2 separate regions of the Homo sapiens genome follow, and region 1 is linked to region 2. Evidence: read pairs that join two places in POLR2A ChIA-PET (ENCODE). Cell type or tissue: A673. All regions are shown on one strand. Each heading gives the region's core, and the rest is flanking DNA. Links, peaks and the distances in the headings are about the cores only. Region 1 overlaps HMOX1 (heme oxygenase 1). Region 2 has its middle 62 kb from the start of RASD2.

Region 1 (5,366 bases), core at 160-5,159, 84 kb before region 2:
AAAATTAGCTGGGTGTGATGGTGCACACCTGTAATCCCAGCTACTCGGGAGGCTGAGGCAGGAGAATCTCCTAAGTCCGGGAGGCAGAGGTTGCAGTGAGCCGAGATTGCACCACTGTACTCCATCCTGGGCGACAGCGAGACTCCATCTCAAAAAAAAAAAAAAAAGAAAGAAAAGAAAAGAAAAAGAATTTCTCAGTTTTAATATCTAATTTTGTAAATAGTGATAGCTATACTCACACAAACAAAAGCTCTTTTGGATCCTTGGTTGCATTTGAGTATAAAGGAGTTTTGGAACCAAAACATTTGAGAACTGCACCCCTAATGCATCAGAAGGAGCAGGAGCCTTTAATATGAACAACACACATGTAAATGTCACAGTGTACCTGCTTGCTTGCTTGCTTGCTTGTACTTCCTGTGACCGCAGCCCTGGGCCACCAGACCTAAGGCCCTGTTTTCTCTGGGGAAGCCCTTCTCATAGCCCAGGGCGGGGCTAGGATTGAAACCCAGCTGGTCTGGCTCCAGAGACCTGCCCTGGACTCTGTCCTGCTTCTAAAGACCTAGGGAGCACCCACTCTGTGCCTGAGGAGGCAGGTGGCACATCTACCCAGGTTGCATGGTTGGCTCTGGCCTATCATGTTTTAAATCTTTTTTTTTTTTTTTTTTGAAATGGAGTCTCACTCTGTTGCCCAGGCTGGAGTACAGTGGCGCAATCTTGGCTCACTGCAACCTCTGCCTCCTGGGTTCAAGCAATTCTCTGCCTCAGCCTCCCGAGTAGCTGGGATTACTGGCACTCGCAACCATACCCGGCTAATTTTTTGTATTTTTAGTAGAGACGGGGTTTCACCATATTGGCCAGGCTGGTCTTGAACTCCTGACCTCGTGATCCACCTGCCTTGGCCTCCCAAAGTGCTGGGATTACAGGCGTGAGCCACTGCGCCCGGCCCTATCACATTTTAATAACCAGGGATGGGACTGAACTTGAATTTTGACCTCAGAGCTCCTGCTTTCTAGCTCCTGCCCCATCATCACCATGCTTAGCAAACGTGTGAGTTTGAGAGGAAGATTTACAGCTCAGACCTAATTGCTGGCAAAGTTTAAGGAGAGGACAGGGAGCAGGCAGAAGTCTGAAAACCACGCCTGGGCCCAAGAATGTTTTCACAATGTGGCCTGGCTGCACAGGGAAGAACAGACAGCTTGAAGAAGTAGTGAGCTGCCCGTCTTTGAAGGTATTCAAGCAGTGGCTAGAGGGACACCTGTCTGTGGTCTTGCAGAATCCTGGCGTTGGGCAGTGACTGTACCACAGACCCTGAGGCCGCTCTGCTTTGCTTTCCTATGACATCAGACACCCTGATGCACGCCCACCTGTTAATGACCTTGCCCCATTTTCTCTTTCAGATTCTGCCCCCGTGGAGACTCCCAGAGGGAAGCCCCCACTCAACACCCGCTCCCAGGCTCCGCTTCTCCGATGGGTCCTTACACTCAGCTTTCTGGTGGCGACAGTTGCTGTAGGGCTTTATGCCATGTGAATGCAGGCATGCTGGCTCCCAGGGCCATGAACTTTGTCCGGTGGAAGGCCTTCTTTCTAGAGAGGGAATTCTCTTGGCTGGCTTCCTTACCGTGGGCACTGAAGGCTTTCAGGGCCTCCAGCCCTCTCACTGTGTCCCTCTCTCTGGAAAGGAGGAAGGAGCCTATGGCATCTTCCCCAACGAAAAGCACATCCAGGCAATGGCCTAAACTTCAGAGGGGGCGAAGGGATCAGCCCTGCCCTTCAGCATCCTCAGTTCCTGCAGCAGAGCCTGGAAGACACCCTAATGTGGCAGCTGTCTCAAACCTCCAAAAGCCCTGAGTTTCAAGTATCCTTGTTGACACGGCCATGACCACTTTCCCCGTGGGCCATGGCAATTTTTACACAAACCTGAAAAGATGTTGTGTCTTGTGTTTTTGTCTTATTTTTGTTGGAGCCACTCTGTTCCTGGCTCAGCCTCAAATGCAGTATTTTTGTTGTGTTCTGTTGTTTTTATAGCAGGGTTGGGGTGGTTTTTGAGCCATGCGTGGGTGGGGAGGGAGGTGTTTAACGGCACTGTGGCCTTGGTCTAACTTTTGTGTGAAATAATAAACAACATTGTCTGATAGTAGCTTGAAGTAGTTTTCATGGGCTTTGTTATTCTTGGGGAACTGACCTTTTCCTCCCTGGTTTCTTGCGTGCTCGGTAGGAGAAGTGGTGATAGGGGGTTGGCAGGAGCTGGTCTGTTTGAGAATACAGAAGGTGAGCTTTTCTTTTCTTTTTTTTTTTTTTTGAGATGGAGTCTCACTCTGTCACCCAGGCTGGAGTGCAGTGGCGTGATCTTGGTTCACTGCAAGCTCCACCTCCCAGGTTCAATCAATTCTCCTGCCTCAGCCTCCTGAGTAGCTGGGATTACAGAAGTTCATCACCATGCCCAGCTAATTTTTGTATTTTTAGTAGAGATGGGGTTTCCCCATGTTGGCCAGGCTGGTCTCGAACTCCCGACCTCAGCTGGTCCACCTGCCTCAGCTTCCCAAGGTGCTGGGATTACAGGCGTGAGCCACCGTGCCTGGCCCAGGAGGTGAGCTTTAAGTAGCTGGTGGGCGAATATTTGTGTTGAACCCTGCTTGATGCAATTCTCGACTTTATGGAAGATGGGGTTGCCCTGTTTGGTGGAAATGAGCAGATTCTGGGGCAAAATTTGTATTTTCTGTCCAGTGACTATTAGGGACTGGAGTGAAATTCTTAGGTTCAAATTCCTGCTACACCACTTTGAGGTTAGTCACTTAACCTCTCTGAGGCTCCATTTTATCACTGGTGACATGAATATAGTGATACCTAACTCACCTATGTGTCCTGAGAAGCAAACAAGATGCAAGTGAAATGCCAACGCCATACACAGTTAGCACCTATTATGCAAAGAAGGAGACCAGTGTTTTGTGATTCTTGTACTGTCGAGTCACCTCATCTATGTCATCCCTGTGTTGAGGGGGTGTTTCCACTATCTGAGGGTCAGGATGGATTTCACTGAGGTCTGTCCAGCTCTAAAACCCAAGCCCTTTCTATGGCCCTAAGTCAAGAAAATACTAAATATGTAGCCTCCCAATCTGGGAAAGTGAAAAACCTTTTGCTGAAAGTGTCCTGGGCAGAGCATGGGACAAGATTTTTTTTTTTTTTTTTTTTTTTTTTTTGAGACAGGGTCTGGCTTTGTCCTCCACACTGGAGTGCAGTGGTGTGATCTTGGCTCACTGCAACCTCCACCTCTTGGGCTTAAGCCATCCTCTGGCCTCAGCCTCCTGAGTAGCTGCGGCTACAAGTGCACACCACCATGCCCAGTTAATTTTTGTATTTTTTTTTTAGAGATGGGGTTTCGCTATGTTGCCCAGGCTGGTCTCAAACTCTTGAACTAAAGTGATCCTCCCACCTTGGCTTCACAAAGTGCTGGGATTACAGGCGTGAGTCACTGTGCCTGGCCAAGGTGTATTTTTTTTTTTTTTTTTTTTTTTGAGATGGAGTCTCATTCTGTTGCCCAGGCTGGAGTGCAGTGGTGCGATTTCAGCTCGCTGCATCCTCTGCTGCCCAGGTTCAAGCAATTCTCCTGCCTCAGCCTCCCAAGTAGCTGGGATTATAAGCACATGACACCGCACTCGGCTAATTTTTTTAGTTTTAGTAGAGACAGGGTTTTACCATGTTGGCCAGGCTGGTCTTGAACTCCTGACCTCGTGATCCACCTGCCTCGGCCTCCCAAAGTGCTGGGATTACAGGTGTGAGCCACTGTGCCCAGCCAAGGTGTTTCTTTATAGGACCAGTACCTAAGGACTGGAAGTCAGGAGACCTTTGTCACTAGTCTGACTATGCCACTTCAAGGCTCATTTTGTTCACTGGTAAAATGAGAACAATACACATACCTCTCACAGCTGGTGGGAGGATCCAGTGGTGTCCAAACACCAGTCTGTGCATGGTGGCATCAGAATTACTTGGAGATACTTAACCACAGAATCCAGGGCTCCACCTGGGATGGGGCTCTAGAATTTTTTTTTTTTTTTTTTTTTTTTTGAGACGGAGTCTTGCTCTGTCACCCAGGCTGGAGTGCAGTGGCGCGATCTTGACTCACTGGAAGCTCCGCCTCCCGGGTTCACGCTATTCTCCTGCCTCAGCCTCCTGAGTAGCTGGGACTATAGGCACCCACCACCATGCCCGGCTAATTTTTTGTATTTTTAGTGGAGACGGAGGTCACAGGTTTCACCGTGTTAGCCAGGATGGTCTCGATCTCCTGACCTCGTGATCCGCCCGCCTTGGACTCCCAAAGTGCTGGGATTACAGGCGCGAGCCACCGCACCCAGCCTAGAATCAGTATTTTTGAAAAGTACCTTAGGAGAGTCCAACGCGCACCCAGGTCCAGGAGCACGTATGGTCACGTATGCAAAGCATAGGCATTCAAATAGCAGCTGGAGCTGGGCACGGTGGCTCACGACTATAATCCCAACACTTTTGGGAGGCTGAGACAGGCGGATTTCTTGAGGCCAGGAGTTTGAGACCAGCCCGGCCAACACAGTGAAAACCTGCCTCTACTAAAACCACAAAATTAGCTGGAAGTGGTGGCGCATGCCTGTAATCCCAGCTACTCCGGGGGCTGAGGCAGGAGAATCACTTGAATCCGGGAGGCTGAGGTTGCAGTGAGCCGAGATCGCACCAATGCACTCCAGCCTTAGCAACAGAGCAAGACTCTGTCTCAAAAAAACAAAACAAAAACCCAATAGCAGCTGGGACTCTCCTGCCCTGGGCCCAGTTTCCTCATTTGTGAAAGGGGAATAGATATTCATTGTACTGACAAAGAAAGGAAGGAAGAGGGGAGGGGAGAGAGAGAAACTATCTTGAATTTTACTAATAGGAGAATGGCTGAATAATTTTTTCCTATCAATTGTCGAACAAAGCCAGACACTAGTTAAAGTGGTAAGGACGACCGGGCACGGTGGCTCATGCCTGTAATCCCAGCACTTTGGGAGGCCGAGGAGGGCAGATCATGAGGTCAGGAGTTTGAGACTGGCCTGACCAACATGGTGAAACTCTGTCTCTACTAAAAATACAAAAATTAACCGGGCATGGTGGCGCGTGCCTGTAATCCCAGCTACCAGGAGGCTGAGGCAGGAGAACTGCTTGAACTTGGGAAACGGAGGTTGCAGTGAGCTGAAATTATGCCACTGCACTCCAGCCTGGGTGATAAAGCGAGAATCCGTCTCAAAAAAAAAAAGTGGTAAGGACAGATTTTAATCAGTAATGATTATTGCAACAGGGAAGAGAGTTCAGTATGAACTGAACTCAGCTTTAATTTGTATAGAGGTATTTTAAAGGGAGGTTGA
Region 2 (5,366 bases), core at 288-5,287:
ATGAAAATATTTGTTTGACTAAAATTACCCTTTTTTTTTTTTTGCCCTTTCAGAAACTATGTTAGTAGTTCTGTGGACACACTTAATTGAAAATAAGAGGCCAGGTGCAGTGGCTCACGCCTGTAATCCCAGCACTTTGGGAGGCCAAGGCGGACGGGTCACCAGAGTTCAGGAGTTCGAGACCAGCCTGGCCAACATGGTGAAACCCCGTCTCTACAAAAAATACAAAAATTACCTGTGCGTAGTGGTGCATGTCTATAATCCCAGCTACTCAGGAGGTTCAGGCAGGAGAATCACTTGAACCCGGGAGGCAGAGGTTGGAGTGAGCCAAGATTGTGCGCCATTGTACTCCAGCCTGGGCAACAAGAGTGAAATTCCGTCTCAAAAAAAAAAAAAAGAAAAGAAAAGCTGTGTATACAACAAAAGGACGAAGAACACTGGTCAAGATGCACCATTAGCGTAGGGCGGGTAAGTTTAGACTAGAGAATGGGTCTAAGGAGCTTAACTTGACTATGAAGCATGATTTTGTCAACAGGGTGGAAAGCAACCGTGTATTTGGTTTTCCACTGGATCGCTGCTTCCGCCTCTGCAAACCACCAGGAAATAGGCTCTTCTAAGCCTCCTCAGATTTCAAAATGCACCGACCGTATCACATTATTGTTTCTTCAGAGCAAGAGTTGCTTCTTTGTCTCCCCTACTGTGCATTCCATAGGTGACTCAGAAAGACGCATTTTTAGTTTTTGTTGTTATTTGGAGTTTTATTATGGAAATTACCAAACATACCCAAAGGTAGCGAGAGCAGGATAATAAACCTCCGTGTGCCCATCATGAGTCCGATGATGATCGACTCAGGGGAGTTGGGTTTCATCTCTTCCCCCCTTCATTTCTATCCTAGGTATTATGTCGTTTCTCCCATACATCGGAAGGCATTTGAGCACAGAGATGCCTGTCCCCCCATTTTCGTCTCCTTGAAAACTTCACTTAAGGCTGCTGTGTTCATGAGGCTTTCTGTGGGTGGATGGAGGTCAACCTTGAAGAAGCAGCCGATTTCAGCTGGAGGTTGGTGCTGCCCTGGACATCAGGCCCCCAGAAGCAGGGGAGACCATGGGAACATGAAATGTTGGGGTGCTTTTGCAATTCCCGGAGCATGGAAGTGGGATTGGGCAGGAGGAGGGGCTACTGCACTGTGATGCTATTTAGCTGATGACCTTTAGAGTCACAAACCCCTGGACTGTCAGAGCTGGTGGCATCTTAGCTATCTCCAGTCTATCCCCTCACTGGACAGAGGAGGAAACTGAGGCCCAGAGAGTGGGGGCATCTTGCTCAAGGCCATGCATCAAATCAGTCAGAACCCAAGGACCTGGCTGTTTCCTGCCTGGTGTCCAACCAGCGTTTTAGAGCCCCCGCTGCAGTCAATCGCTATCAGGCACCCTGTGTCCTTCCCAGAGCATTGCTGAATACCTGGAAGGAGGCAGAGAACACCAGCCCAAGGAAGGAATACACTGGGATCTTGAGGAAGGCAGGAGCTTCCTTGGTGCAGTGTCCCCAGCTGCCTATCTGCCTGGGAGTGGCCTGGGCACCCAGGACCTCCTCTCCAACTCCAGGCATCCCATGGAGCACTTGGCAGCCCAGCTGAGGGATACTCCAGGAGGATCTTCCCTTGGCAGGTAGATCCATGTCAAACGGATCCCTCATCCAAAGCCAGCGCTGGCTTCACGTGCTGTTTTGTCTTCTCTTCCTCTCACACGAACATACGCTGTGTTGTTCTTTCCTGAACTTCTCCCTCCTCTCTCCCTCTTTTTTTTTTTTTTTTTTTGAGATGGAGTCTCACTCTGTCACCCAGGCTGGAGTGCAGTGACGCGATCTTGGCTCACCGCAACCTCCGCCTCCTGGGTTCAAGTGATTCTCCTGCCTCAGCCTCCCGAGTAGCTGGGATTACAGGCACCCACCACCAAGCCAGCCAATTTCTGTATTTTTAGTAGAGACGGGGTTTCACCACATTGGTCAGGCTGGTCTCGAACTCCTGACCTCAGGTGATCCACCCGCCTCAGCTTCCCAAAGTGCTGGGATTACAGGTGTTAGCCACTGCACACAGCCACTCTCTTCCTCCTTTTATCAGCCCATACTCATCTTCCCCCAGCTGCCCCGCCCCTGCTCCCCCCACCTCTCTTTCTCTCCCCACTTCCCTCCTTCTCCTCTCATAAATTCTCCCTCTGGGCTTTTTGCCAAGGGGCTGAATAAACAGGAAGGAAGGGGCAAATAAATCACCAAGACAGGCTCTGGGAAGGTTTCTGACTCTGGAGACCGTCACAGAAGAGCTGGCCGGCCTCCGCCTTGGGAGTTGCAGCGAGGCTGTGTAGAAGGGGTTATAGGAGCAGTGATATGGGGTCAGCAGCAGGCTGGTGCCCAGGCAGGCTTTCATCAACGCTGCGACCTTCAGAGTGAGGCTGAGGAGAAGCCCAGGTGGGGAGTCTAGAGCCCTGGCCACCAGTTGGGTTCTGCTGTGTGACTCTGGACAAATCTCACCCCCTCTCTGAGCCTCCATCTCCCCATTTGTAACAGGAGGGACCCGGATTAGATGGCTGGGAGTGGTCCTTGCGGCCCTGATGTTGTCGGAGTCTGAGGATTGATCTTTTATACAACTTGGAGGGCTCTGGAGGGAGGGTCTTGCTGAGCTGCTCTGATAGTGGGGATCATGCAGACCCCCGGCTTTCCCACTCTAGACGGCCTTGGCGAGAGCCCCCAGCTGCCCTTGAGTTGGGACATCCTGGGGGTGAATGAGGGTAGAAAAAGGCAGCTGCAGTTGGAGGCTTGCGGCTCAGAGCTAAGGCCTCCACCCCACAGCCTCCGCTGGCTCCCCAGGTGAGCTGGGACACCAAGATCAGAGGCTGGAAACAAGAAGTTTTGGCTTTTAGCTGGCAGCAGCAGCAGCTGCCAACATCATCTCTCCTTCAAATGACAGGCTGGGGACTTTGGGAAAACAGCCACAATAAGCGTGTTCGGAGGGAAAGGAGGGGGAGAGGAAGGAAAGAGAGCAGAGAAGATGGTGAGGTCTGGATCGTGGGGTGCAGCGTGTGTGCGCACATGTGCTTCTGTGATCCTCAGTATGTCAGTGTTTCTGTGACTGTGTGTACACTTACGCTGTGTCTCTGTGATTCAATCTCTGTGTGTCCCCAGGGAGACAGTGTGCGTCTCTGTTTTTGTTTGTTTGTTTTTTTTTTTTTTTTTGAGACGGAGTCTTGCTCTGTCACCCCGGCTGGAGTGCAGTGGTGCGATCTCGGCTCACTGCAACCTCCGCCTCCCGGGTTCAAGCAATTCTCCTGCCTCAGCCTCCTGAGTAGCTGGGATTACAGGTGCATGCTACCACGCCCTGGCTAGTTTTTGTATTTTTTAGTAGAGACGGGGTTTCGCCATGTTGGCCAGGCTAGTCTCGAACTCCTGACCTCAGGTGATCTGCCTTCCTTGGCCTCCCAAAGTATGGGGATTACAGGCGTGGGCCACGGCGCCTGGCCTAGTGTGAGTCTCTGTTTATGGTGATGGGTGGCAGCGCAATGCCTTGAAAATGTTTCCTCCAAGGTAGCAAAGAAAAGTCCCTGTGACCATCCAAAGCCTTGGTGAGCTCAGCGGCTGAGCACTGGTCTGGAAGTTAGGAGACGTGGGTTCCAGCTTTGGATCTGCTACAGGCTCACTTGGCAGCCTTGGGCGAGCCACTACCTTTCCTTGACTTGAGGAGCCTCAATGGCAAATAGCAACACAGCCAACTCTTTTTTTTTTTTTTTCCTAGAGAAAAAAAAGCTGTATGCTTTATTAAGCAGAGTGACAGTATAAAGCTTCCACAGCGTGGAAGGAGTCCCAAGCGGGTAGCCAGTGTTAGATTTTTTGATCACCTTTTAAACTCTTTAAGGCGGGAAATATGTGCGGCGGGAAGATGTTACCAGAGCGAGAAACAAAGACAATTAACATGTCTCAGATCTTGAAGAAAACCGGAATTGTAACTTAAGTTTTATCTGCGTATAACCTTGCAGCGGCATGGCAAAGGAGACAGGATCTCACAGAATTTTACAAATTGGCAACACAGTCAACTCTTTTAGAGCATTTGCTATGTGCCAGGCCCTGTCCTAAGCACATCACAGGTCAGGGTTATCCAACCCTGGAAGGTTATCTCCATTTTACAGATGTGGAAACTGAGGCCCGTGCCTAAGATGCCGTATCTAGTGAGTGGGGGGACTGAGATTCCAGTCCAGGCAGTTTGGCTTGGAGTTTGAGCTCTTCACCACACGCTGCCCAGCGATCCTGCCGGAGGGTCTTGACCACAGAGTGGGGGTGTGGGGGCTGTGATTCAGATTCTCCGAGGTGCTGATGCAGCTCTGTGGCGCCTACTGCCCCCGCCCCCCGACTGAGAACTGTGGCTGTGCTCAGCCACCGTGACTGGCTGGGGTATGGCTCGGATCCCTTGGGTGTTGGCCAGGCCCCAGTTGATCTCCAAGGGCTCTCGGTGTTCCAGGAAGCTATGGCTTGGTGTCTGAAACACAGTCTGGAGTAATAAATGTCGGGAGGAAGGATGTGACTAGGCTGCACAGGGAAGAGACCAAGACACTTTGAGCCAAATCTCTCTTTCTCTTGGGACCCCAAGAGCTGATTCACCTGGAACATCCTGGAGCCATGACACAAGCCATGCTCTGATGGCAGAGGCTGCCAGCTGCCACCCAGGACAGAGAGCTTATGGGAGGTGGTGGAGTTCCTGCTCCCCGCAAAGCCTGAGGGCTGGTAGAGATGTGAGGGTGTTTCAACGTTGCTTTCCAAGATAAGGAATGAGTTCTTTTTCTGTCCTTCTTCTTCTGTCCCTGGACAGCCTGACTGCGTCAAAGAAGGAGGTGGGGGAGCCAGGGGGCAGCTGGGGTAGGAAGAAGTCCAGCTTGGTGACATTAATGGGAGGACAGAATTGCCTGGCTCTTCTGTTTTTGGACACGGGCACAGTTATGAAACTTTGAGCAACCCCAGGCCTGGGGCTGGTTCCTGGTGGCCCTGGCCCACCCCTGCCTGCTGTGTGAGGCCTGTGAGGTGCATGAGGCCACTGTCCATAAATGGAATTGTCAGTTTATTACCCTCGGTACCCAGCCCAGTGCCTGGAAGTTCTTCCCGGATGTCGACTGCCGTGGGGAGAAGAGGGGCCCACTGGCCACAGTGAGGGTGCTGAGCTGGAGACGAGTTACACCCGATCTCATCCTGGGAGGAGACTGTGGTCTGGAGGGGGTGAGAGCAAAAATGCAGAGGCTTAAAACAGAGGTGAGGGCAGAGGGAGGCAGGAGAGACCGGGAAGGATTCAGGAAGCCTGTTTCCCACGTGGGAGGCGGAGGGATTTTCTT

The links. ChIA-PET counts read pairs that join two places held together with the same protein. Peaks named below come from ENCODE experiments on the same cell type or tissue, not always from the same donor. Only the 100,000 strongest peaks of a DNase experiment are listed, where the experiment ranks them.
Region 1: POLR2A ChIA-PET joins it to region 2 with 16 read pairs; 3 of 35 experiments call an interaction of 5 or more read pairs at or near these places.

Annotation. Positions count from the first base shown.
Region 1 is chr22:35,392,071-35,397,436 of GRCh38, forward strand. It overlaps HMOX1 (heme oxygenase 1), which reads left to right. Exons shown (of 5, transcript NM_002133.3): 5 at 1,398-2,137. The coding sequence ends at 1,528. Among named protein-coding and RNA genes, the nearest start is that of MCM5, 5.4 kb to the right of the region's middle. In A673, for the core only: no CTCF peak of the experiment used is centred there; no DNase peak of the experiment used is centred there.
Region 2 is chr22:35,475,879-35,481,244 of GRCh38, forward strand. No RefSeq gene overlaps it. Among named protein-coding and RNA genes, the nearest start is that of RASD2, 62 kb to the right of the region's middle. RefSeq lists a silencer at 3,047-3,224. In A673, for the core only: no CTCF peak of the experiment used is centred there; DNase peaks (open chromatin) are centred at 613, 2,233 and 3,023; H3K4me3 peaks cover 1,441 bases; H3K27ac peaks cover 4,792 bases.